3 separate regions of the Homo sapiens genome follow, and regions 2 and 3 are each linked to region 1. Evidence: chromatin contacts called from ENCODE Hi-C or POLR2A ChIA-PET data. All regions are on one chromosome and are shown on one strand. Each heading gives the region's core, a stretch centred on a gene start or an enhancer-like site at or near the end of the contact. The rest is flanking DNA. Distances are from core to core; before and after follow the strand shown.

Region 1 (3,368 bases), core at 234-2,733:
ATTTCAACTAATTTAAAACGGTTATTTATATGTGACATATAGGATGCATAATGAGCTCCCAACCTTGTGAGAGGAGCTGTGTTTCATTTCACCATACAGGGGAGAGGGAAGCAGTGTATTAAAGAAGTGATAGAAAAGTCCCACAGAAGAACCAATGAAATAGACCACACTGAAAATCACAGTAAGCCTCAGAGAACTTCAGTGTCCTTTTTGGCAACTTTTCAAAAGTGAATGGAATGCTTGCCAGGAGGTACCAAGAGTGAAAGCCCAGAGAAAAAGGCCCAGCCTGGTCATCTCTCTCCCCTCAAAACATCTTCTTCTGTAAGCTTGAGAGATCCCAAAGAACTTCAACACTTGTAATCTTGTTACTAACTTTATGCTTTGGGGTCCTAAAGGATTTTTTCAGGAGTACCCTTTTAAAATGTAAACATCCCTAGGGGGGTTACTGTTCATTATCAAACAGGACCTGGATTCTTTAGTGCTATGGTCTCAGGGATTAGTCAAAGCTGGCTAATAAGATAGGGGCCGGAGACAGACAACTAGAGAGGACCAATGTTCCAAGGTAAAAACAGGTAAAGGGGAAGTGCAGTTTTCTGTCGGGTCAAGGGGCTAAAAGGGATCCACATGCCCAAGCTGTTAAACTCTATAGACTGTGTGAGGCTGAAAACAGTCCGGGGCCTGGAGCCTGTGACTTTGAAGGTGGGTCCTCCAGTTCCCGATGAAAAGGTAGAATCTGGGCCCAAGTTCCCCACGAGCAGTTCTGGACATCTAGCCCTTCTCTCTCTCGCTCGCTCTCAGGATAAAGTCCTAGGTCCTTCCACCCCTGACCATTCCTTACTTACCCTTTCTCCCGCTCTTCCTCGGTGAGAAGGGGTAAGTGGTTATTTTGTGCCCTCGCCCAATTTGGCCAAAACCCTAAAAGTAAAAAACGACAGACAGACACGTGCTTTAAAATCATGTTGTTCAAGCCTGACGCTCTCCCACCACCTGCCCAACACTTCCAGGCAGAAGGCAGCGCGCCCCCACAGCGCTCCCTCACGGCCAGAGCCGGGGGCCGGACTAGGCCCCTTTGTGAGGACTGGGAGAGGGCGCGTTGTTGGGGCGCCGGCTCGGCGGGGAGGAGCGGGCCAGCTCCGGGCCAGGTGTGCCGCCTGTGGCGCCGGTTTCTCAACCTAGTTAGCCAGTGGCACCAAGAAGAGGACTAGGCTGGGGTGGCCGCCGCACGCGCCTCAGATAAACACGCGCACGCACACATGCTCGCGATCACGCAGGACTCGCGGCCGCGCACCCCTCCGCCTCCCGGCAACGCCCGCCCCGCCGGGGCCGGGGCCGACTCCCAGGGAAGGGTCCCCAGCCCAAGAGACCACCAAGGGTCGGCGGCTACGCGCCCGCCGACCCCTGCCAGCCTCACAGCCCCCCACCCGCCGCCGGACGCCGGGCGCCCGCCCTCCGCACCCGCTGCGCAGCTCAGCCCGGGGGAAGTCCCCGCGCAGACCCCGCCCTCCGCCGGCGGCAAGCTCCGCCCCGCTGCCCCGTCGCGCGCTGGCCGCCCGAAGCTCCGCCCCCGGCGGAAAACTGGTCTCTGGACCGCCCGCCCAGGTCGGGCTCAAAATGCGGCGTGGATCTGAAAGGATCAAACACAACACTAATTCAGCAAGCTATTATTGAGCACTTGCCCTAAGCTCAGCAACGTACTAATGGGGGAGACTACAATAAAGAGCCGAAAAGTCTATGAAACTGTGTCTTCAGCTCTTCCTCTTGTTTTAGAAGCCAGGAAACAGAGAACCCTCACAGTTACTTAAGTACAGGGCAGTAGTGGCAAAGCACCTCACTAGCGATCTCTGGGCAACTCTTCATTTCATTTTTTCCTACTCATGAGCACTCAGGAAAACTATTCAGTTTTGCTGCCTCCAGGTAAAACAAAGTGAGTAACACAGGACAGGCGGTTTACTTGAGAGAAACGGGAATTTCATACTGAAGCTTTTGCCCTCAAATGGTACAAACTCTTTTTTTTTTTTTCCTGAGACGGAGTCTCGCTCTGTCGCCAGAGCGACACTGCAATCTCCGCCTCCCGGGTTCACGCCATTCTCCTGCCTCAGCCTCCCTAGTAGCCGGGACTACAGGCCCCCGCCACCATGCCCGGCTAATCTTCTTGTATTTTTAGTAGAGATGGGATTTCACCGTGTTAGCAAAGATGGTCTCCATCTCCTGACCTCGTGATCCGCTCACCTAGGCCTCCCAAAGTGCTAGGATTACAGGCGTGAGCCACTGCGCCCGGCCGAATGGTACAAACTCTTAACTGGGTTATTACAACCTACAAAGAAACCTTCTTATCCATGTTATTAATTATCCTAATTCAATGTGGTTTAAAATGTTGATGAAAGTACCCAAATCATGGTGCTCCAACAAGCTGGATGCCAACCAGGTACTCGTAAGTACTTGCAATTACAGGTGCGATATTTTCATTCCATATCATCCCAAGATGCCCTTCCTTCACGTGAAGCAGCCAGAAAGATCAACTACCAGATTCCGCATGATTGAGGAATTGATAAATAGAAAGGGAAGACCGAAACCGGCCAAATTTTCCCTTCGAAGTGAAACTTGAGAAACTTGCGTGCATTTTACCTGAGTTCCTTTCTCAGCAGATAAACTGTCAGACCTCCCAGATAGTGTCAAGGAAATGCAACTTTCCAGAACACTACATCTGGACAATGAGGTGCATCTGCTGCCTGTTCACAAACTCCTCTTCCTTACCCCTCCATAATTCCCTGCTATAGAAAGCCCTAACTTTAGTCTCCCTAAGACATGTTTGAGACTGGTCTCCCTGCCAGCATCACCTGCATTAAAGCCTGTCTTCCCTGGCAATACTCGTTGTCTCAGGGACTGGTTTTCTTTGCTAGGAGCAACCCAACCTAGGCTGAAGCCCAGGCATTTAGCAGCAGTGGCACCTAGAAATACTGAACAGACATAAAATACTTTTTTTCTCCTTTTCTTACTCCTCCAGTTGTATCTTCATTATTTCTGTCTCTATTCTCCCTCTAGATACTGCCAAACTACTCTGTGCACTTTCAGATCACTTAATACTAATGTAAATAACAGACATTCTGGCACTCTTGGTTCAAAATTTATTCTAAAGGTTTAAGAATCTACTCAGGGTCTTAAATAGCCTGATAACTAAAATTCCAAGAGTTTCCTAAAGAGAGCAAAATTGCTCTCCTGTGAAGGGGATATGTCCCAGTTTTTCTTACTTGTCACTGAAATAATTACTGCAAAGTAAGCTCTTTTCGGCCAGTGCTTAAGGACTTAATTTCAAGAGCACTTAGGTGACAGGACCACCCTCATCAAATAGCAGTCAAGAACTATTTGGT
Region 2 (3,368 bases), core at 459-2,958, 5.3 Mb after region 1:
TTAATCTCTCATAAACTTCAAGCTTCAAAAGCAGGGTTGCTAGATTTAGCAAATAAAAGTAAAGGATGTCCAGTAAAATTTGAAAACAATGAGTAATTTTTTGGTTTAAGTATGTCTCCACTGCTTCATGGGACATACTTTTTAAAAGATTGCTTATCTGCAATTCACATTTGATTAAGTGTCCTATATTTAATATGGCAAACCTATTCAGGAGGGTAGGATCCATGTCTAACATAGCTTTGTATTCCCCTGGAATAGTACAGTGCCTTCCCCAACTGTTTTTGTTTTTTTTTGTTTTGCTTTTTGAGACAGAGTCTTGCTCTGTCACCCAGGCTGGAGTACAGTGGCGCGACCTCGGCTGACTGCAACCTCCGTCTCCCGGGTTGCAGGGACAGGGACAACCTCCGCCTCTCGGGTTGCAATGACTTCTGCAACTCTCCTGCCTCAGCCTCCCGAGTAGCTGGTATTACAGGTATGCGCCACCACGCCCCGGATAATTTTTGTATTTTTAGTAGAGACGGGGTTTCTTCATGTTGGCCAATCTGGTCACGAACTCCTGACCTCAGATGATCTGCCCACGGAGGCCTCCCAAATTGCTGGGATTACAGGCCTGAGCTACCGCGCCCGGCCCCAACTGTTCAATATATGTTTGTTTAATGAGTAGAAAATGAGCTTCTTGAGTATGGAAGTTTCTCTTTTTATTTCAACAGTTTTGGAATACAGGTGGATTTTTGGTAACATGGATAAGTCCTTTAGCGGTAACTTCTGAGATTTTAGTGCACCCATCACCTGAGCAGTGTACCCTGTACCCAATACGTAGTAATTTATCCCCTCCCCAGTCCCCAAAGTCCATTTTATCATTCTTATGCCTTTGAACCCACATAGCTTAGCTCCCACTTATAAGTGAGAACATAAAATATTTGGTTTCCCATTCCTGAGTTACTTCACTTAGAATAATGGCCTCCAGCTCCTTCCAAGTTGCTGCAAAAGGCATTATTTCGTTCCTTTTTATGGCTGAGTAGTATTCCATGGTGTATATACCCACATTTGCTCTATCCACTCATTGGTTGATGGACACTTAGGTTGGTTCCATCTCTTTGCAATTGCGAATTGTGCTGCTATGAACATGTATGTCTAGCTTGCTTTTTTCCCCCTCAACACTGTATCCCCAGAGACTAACACAGTGCCCCGCACCCCGTTAAAGAACCAAAAAATATTTGTTGGATGAATAAAGGAGTATATCAAGAGCAATCTTTCAATTATGGAGAGGGTCGTGATGTGTATTTTAATGAAAGCCAACTATCTTCTCTAATATTTGAAAAAACAATGTTTAAAAGGCTTCTATTTGTACACCTTTTCACATTTTAGCTGGCAGAGTTCAGGACTTGATGGAAACATAACGAAGGGCTCAGAATGTACTCATCGCAGACTGAGCCCATATGGTCACAGTGGGGAGAGCACGCTGCACTCAAGATGCTAGCAAGCCTGCAGCAGGCGGCCCAGCGAGACACGGTCCCCCGCCCGGCCACCAGGCGCCCGCGCACGCGCACAGCCGCGCTCAGTCCGCGAGGGCCGGGTCGAGGGAGGCGGGGCTCCCGGGGTGCGCGTGCGCGGCGGCCTGAGCGGCGGGCCCCTCCCTTAGCGGGGGCGCGCGGCGCTGAGGACCGCACGGAAACGGGGAAGTCAGGTGGCCGCTGCCGCCGCCGCCGCCGCGGTTTGTCGCCAGAAGGAAGATGGCGGATCTGGAGGAGCAGTTGTCTGATGAAGAGAAGGTAAGAGTCGCGGGGGCGACGGCGCGGGCTGTCAGGAGCCGGCTCAGCCCGGGCGGGTGGGCCCGGAGTCTGGTCGCGGGGGAAGGGCATTGGCCCGCAGCTGGCCTTGCCCTCGGCTGCCCTTCCTCCCCCATCCTTACTGCGCCCAGTGCCTGCCCCTGTCCGTCACCCGAGGCCCCGCGCGGGGGCAGGTCTCTGCCAGGCCTGCTCGCTCCGCTCCTTGTAGGGTGTGTACTCCGAAAATAGGAAGCGGGAGCCGGGCGACGGCGGGCGGGGGCGCGGGCGCGGGGGAGGGCGGCGGCTGCCCAGGACCCTCTCCTGCTGTCGGGCCGCGGGGCCTCCGCCGGGGCCGGGGACCGGGGACCAGGGACGCAAAGGGGTTTGCGTCCGTGCGTGGGAGCGGCCCAAGGGCAGTGCCCAGCGCGGCGGCCTGGCCTGTGAGTGTAGCGGCGGGTGAGGGGAAGGGAAAAATCGCTTAGGAAGCAGACCTTCACTTCTCCCTTCTACTTCCCCCTCCTCAAAGCAAAATGCTTCCTTTTCTGATCCTCTACGGTTTATCCTTTTTTTTCCCTTTCCCCATGGAGGCATCTCTCCCTCCTTCTCTCTTTCCTTTCGTGGCTCTAGCAGTAAGCTTGCAGCTCCCATGTTCCCCAGGAGGCAGCGGAGTTGCTCACAAAAAGACGACCCCCTCCCCATAGTTGTTTTCTGCCCACGTTGGCAGCAGCCCCCCCCCGGGGGTCGATTTGGTGGCACCTCACTTTCCTGCTAGGACTTCTTCCGAAGAGGGGAAAATGTGCAACTCCTTTTACTGTATATTAGATGCTGTGACAGCAATGGAACCAGATGAACGACTTAAGTTCTCAGATATTTAAAACGAGTAATGGAATAATTCATTGAACTGCTGCTCTCTTAATTCGCCCCTTTCGTTTGGCTTTTGGGAACGTCCCATTCCCGAGGGTGGTGGGGTAGGGGAGAACCCTGCTAATTTTGACTGTTTCTCGGAAAGGACCCTTAGAAGTAACTGACAGAACATAGGAATGAGTTAGTTGCAGGGTTGGAAATGTCCACTCTTCGTTAAAGAGTGCTTCATTTTTAAATTTCAAAGCCAGTGCAGGAAAATACAGGTACATTTAGGTATGTTGTGGTGTTTAAGAAATCTTCATGTAAGTCTGAGGATATTTTCATTTAGGACCCTCTGCTCTAGATGTTTTTATATGCTGTGTTCTTGCACCGAAATAGAAGGTTCTGTCCCATTCCCAATGTGAATGGTCAGAAGTCAGCCTCATCTTTATTTTCGGAAATCTTTTTTTCTCTTGTGTTCTTCGGTGAAAGTGATAATACAACAACAAAATGGGGGCGAGCAACGTCTCCATAGCCCACAGACCCAGTAGGCAGATCCCCGTATCCACAAAAGTTGCTGTACAGTATTCAATGTATAATCTTGATAAATAATCCTATTTTATTTAGGTGACTGAAAGTGTACAGGAGTGCACAAACATATTTAAAATTGAGGCGTGCTAAAAAGCTTAAAAAGAGATTGTCGTGTTTTTATTCTACCATTCTTAAGTGATGATTAGTAGCTCAAGTGGCTAGAAA
Region 3 (3,368 bases), core at 282-2,781, 5.3 Mb before region 1:
TCGATTTCAAGAACCTATCTAAATATCATAAACAGCATTTTAAGCTGATTGGAAAAAAACAGACAAAACTTAAGTAAAATGGAATTCTCTAAAATACTTTCTCGGAATATCGGAGGAGGGCTAAAAACAAAGGAAAAAAAAAGAATCAAAACAAAAACATGAGAGTACTATGTTTTACCACTGTATTCCAAACCACTATGCTGCTCAAGTAAAATTTACTTTACCTCTTCCCTTCACTACTGCGTGCTTCATATCAACTGAATGTGGCAGCTACCCACACAAGTGTTCAATGGGCATGTGAACGCAACGCTGTGCCATTTCCCTCTCCACATGTTCTCTAGGGTTAAAACTACAGTTCCTTTAAATCCTCGTGTTTCATTTTCCTTTTCACAGAAATCCTGTAATGACCCTAAAGCAGATAAGAGCAGAGCGGCCTCTACACCCAGGGATAAGGAGCACGAGCAATCACTAGGTGCCAAGGAGTTTGAAACGGAGCCCGGCGGAGTGGGACAGGGGAATCCACTACGGCTACCGGGGCCAGGCGAGTGTCCTCCGCGCCGGAGCCGCAGAGGACCGCGGCTGCTCCGGCGCCCGCGCCAGGACTTCTCCCACCTCGCGCCCCGGGAGACTTACCTGCCCAGCCAGGGGCGAGCGCGCCGGGCTGGCCCGGGGGAAAGCCCCGCTCACTCTCCACTGCGGGTCCCCGGGGCCGTTACCTAACTGGTCCCAGCTCCAGGCCAAGAGGCCGCGCTTCAGGGAAGGGCATGCGCTCGCCGGCGACGCCCAAGCCCCGAGCCCCGAGCCCCGAGCACCGGCGCCCGGGAGTCCGCTGGGGCCCGCCTCAGCCCCCCGCCGCGCCGCCGCCGCCGCGCGCCCCCAGGCCCCGCCTCCACCGCCCAGCCCTCCATCCTCCTCAAGCCACCTCCTGCCCACTGCGGCGCCTCCTCACCTGCCCCAGCCGCCGCCGCCCGCGCCTCCCCCGGGCCTCCCCGCGCCGCGACCCTAGCCCCAGCCCCAGCCCCAACCCCAGCCCCAGCCGCCCCCGCCCCCCTGCCGCGCGCTCGTCCCCAGCGCGCCCCGCTCCTCCTCATCTGCCCGGGCCCCGAGCTTTACCTTGTAGGAGTCGGTGGCCAGGAGGATGTTGAACTCGGCTTCTGCCGCAGGATTCATCTCGGGCCGGAGGACAGGGGCCGCGCGCCGCGAGCTCCCTGGCGCGGCTGCGAGGAAGGAGAAAAATGAGCTTCACCGCGCTCCGTTGCTTAAGTCACTGCTCGGTCGGCGGAGGAGGGGGAGAGGGGGAAACGGAGAGAGGGGAGGGGTCAGAGGAGGGCGGGCCCGGGAGCCGTGACGCGGCGCGGGTGACGGCTGCGGCGGCTCGCGTGCTCGCAGTCTGGGAGCTCTGGCGGACTCCCCACCTCGGTTCCCCCGCCTTCACCCCGTCACCCTCCGGGGGCCGAGAAAGGGCGGGGCGCGGCAGCGCGCTGCGCAGTGCGCGGAGGCGGGGCGGGGAGGAGGACGTGATGCACGCGCTCTTCCTCCCAGACGCCAGCTCTGGGAAGCTGGAGGCAGCGGGGCAGCCCCGGCGCGTGACCCGGGCGCTTACCTAAGTTCGAGTTCCCGGCACGGGCGCGGGAGGGCGGGGCCTGGAGGGGGCGTTCCCAGCTTTGCCAGTGCCACGAGGAGCCGGTTCGCCCGCCCCGCCTGGGACCTTCCGTCCTACCCAGTCCTGGCCGGTTTTCTGGGTCCTCCTGAAGTCACGCCACCCGGCTAGGGGGCGAGGAGCCTCCTACTGCCCATCTTCCCGTCCACCACGCGCAGTTACTCACCTTTGTCTCCGGCCTGGATTAAGGATCCAGCCTTTCGCCTCCATCCCTCTTGTCCCTCCTGATCCTCCTGACCCTGTCTTTAAGATCCCAGGAGCTGCGGTGAGGAGTGAGGCTGAGGGGCCCCTTTCATCTGATGCAGCGACTCCGCTTTCCTCCGGCGGCTCTGTCTATGGCTGAGCTCTTTGATCCTTTGAGAGATGGTTTGACTTTTCCCGAGCAAAGAGCCTGCGTTGAAAAGCGGGGGTGGAATTCAGTCCTCACAGATAATGAGGGGACAAGACCTAATTGAACCGAGTATTGCCGGGAAGGAAAAGGCAACGGGCCAAGCCTTTGACAGGGTGCGACACTGACTTTTATCATCGTTATAGTCTTTAAATCCTGGGAAACGAGTTGGCAACCCCAAAATAAAGAAGTGTAATGACGTCTGATGACTTCACCCAAATACAGACCATTCCAAGAAAGACTTGCGCAGTTCTCATGCGTGGTTGCGTTTTTGCATAAAACTAAGATTCCCTTTGTCCGCATGTTTAATAGCTTAAAAATAAATTGAGGTTTTTATCGGATAAAAGTAGCCAGGAAAAAGTGATACAGTGAAAACGATTACAGGATATTTATAGACTTGTCTTTCAAGTTATTAGAAGTCTCATTCTATCTGGGGGCAGTGATGGTGGTGGTGGTAGTGGAACTTGTGAATTGAGATTCATAGTGGAACTTGTGAATTGAGATTCATCTCGAAACTGGAGGCATGGCTGAGACTTCTAATAAAGACAACCTCAGTCAACACTATGTCTTGAAGTCAGTATATATTTTTGACAATCACCTCATCTACACGTAGATACAATACAGGGCAAAGATCATGGAAGTGGAAGGTATCACCAGGCACTCACCAATGTAGTAAATACTAGTACACTTACAATTATTTTCAGCAACGAGGTTTGAAACAAGAGGGCTTATGTATTTATTGGTTGATCTTCCCTGTGTTTTACCGGGGAAAATTATTTGTAAACGCATTTAAACAAATTATTATTTCTATTTTGAGACGGAGTCTCGCTCTGTCGCCCAGGCTGGAGTGCAGTGGCTGGATCTCGGCTCACTGCAAGCTCCGCCTCCCTGGTTCACGCCATCCTCCTGCCTCAGTCTCCCAAGCAGCTGGGACTACAGGCGCCCGCCACCACGCCCGGCTAATTTTTTGTATTTTTAGTAGAGATGGGGTTTCACCGTCTTAGCCAGGATGGTCTCGATCTCCTGACCTCGTGATCCTCCCGCCTCGGCCTCCCAAAGTGCTGGGATTACAGACGTGAGCCACCGCGCCCGGCCTAAACAAATTATTTTTTAATATTTGATTTTGGGAGTTTTTTTATATTATTTCAAGGAGTGCAATTCAAAGAAGGAAAAAGATAATTTTTGTCCTTAATTTGGTGTTTTTTCCTTCATTTAAAATTTATATAACCTACTTTACTTATAGTACAAATTCTTATTTGTTTAGCTTCCTGGAATTCATGTATCTATAAATGACCGTTGTTCTATGCTGCTTTATGCAGA

Evidence for each region. A loop is a pair of places that touch in the nucleus more often than their neighbours do. ChIA-PET counts read pairs that join two places held with the same protein, here RNA polymerase II (POLR2A). Pooled maps may share reads with other maps.
Region 2: a pooled map shows a loop between it and region 1 (19-fold over the local background). The contact joins the promoter of CAPZA2 here to the promoter of IMMP2L in region 1. A Hi-C loop is called at or near these places in 7 of 50 pooled maps.
Region 3: a map of B cell shows a loop between it and region 1 (24-fold over the local background). The contact joins the promoter of NAMPT-AS1 here to the promoter of IMMP2L in region 1. A Hi-C loop is called at or near these places in 2 of 168 maps with a recorded cell type or tissue (B cell and naive thymus-derived CD4-positive, alpha-beta T cell) and 8 of 50 pooled maps. POLR2A ChIA-PET finds 5 or more read pairs at or near these places in 2 of 52 experiments (CD4-positive, alpha-beta T cell and CD4-positive, alpha-beta memory T cell).

The regions. Positions count from the first base shown.
Region 1 is chr7:111,561,009-111,564,376 of GRCh38, forward strand. IMMP2L (inner mitochondrial membrane peptidase subunit 2) reads right to left here and starts at 1,484. Exons shown (of 6, transcript NM_032549.4): 1 at 843-1,484. RefSeq lists a silencer at 1,016-1,645.
Region 2 is chr7:116,860,879-116,864,246 of GRCh38, forward strand. It overlaps CAPZA2 (capping actin protein of muscle Z-line subunit alpha 2), which reads left to right and starts at 1,709. Exons shown (of 10, transcript NM_006136.3): 1 at 1,709-1,772. The coding sequence starts at 1,734. RefSeq lists enhancers at 1,327-1,376, 1,328-2,090 and a silencer at 1,457-2,196.
Region 3 is chr7:106,283,715-106,287,082 of GRCh38, forward strand. NAMPT-AS1 (NAMPT antisense RNA 1) reads left to right here and starts at 1,532. Exons shown (of 1, transcript NR_186647.1): 1 at 1,532-2,612. NAMPT (nicotinamide phosphoribosyltransferase) reads right to left here and starts at 1,269. Exons shown (of 11, transcript NM_005746.3): 1 at 1,114-1,269. The coding sequence starts at 1,170. RefSeq lists silencers at 599-958, 1,229-1,768.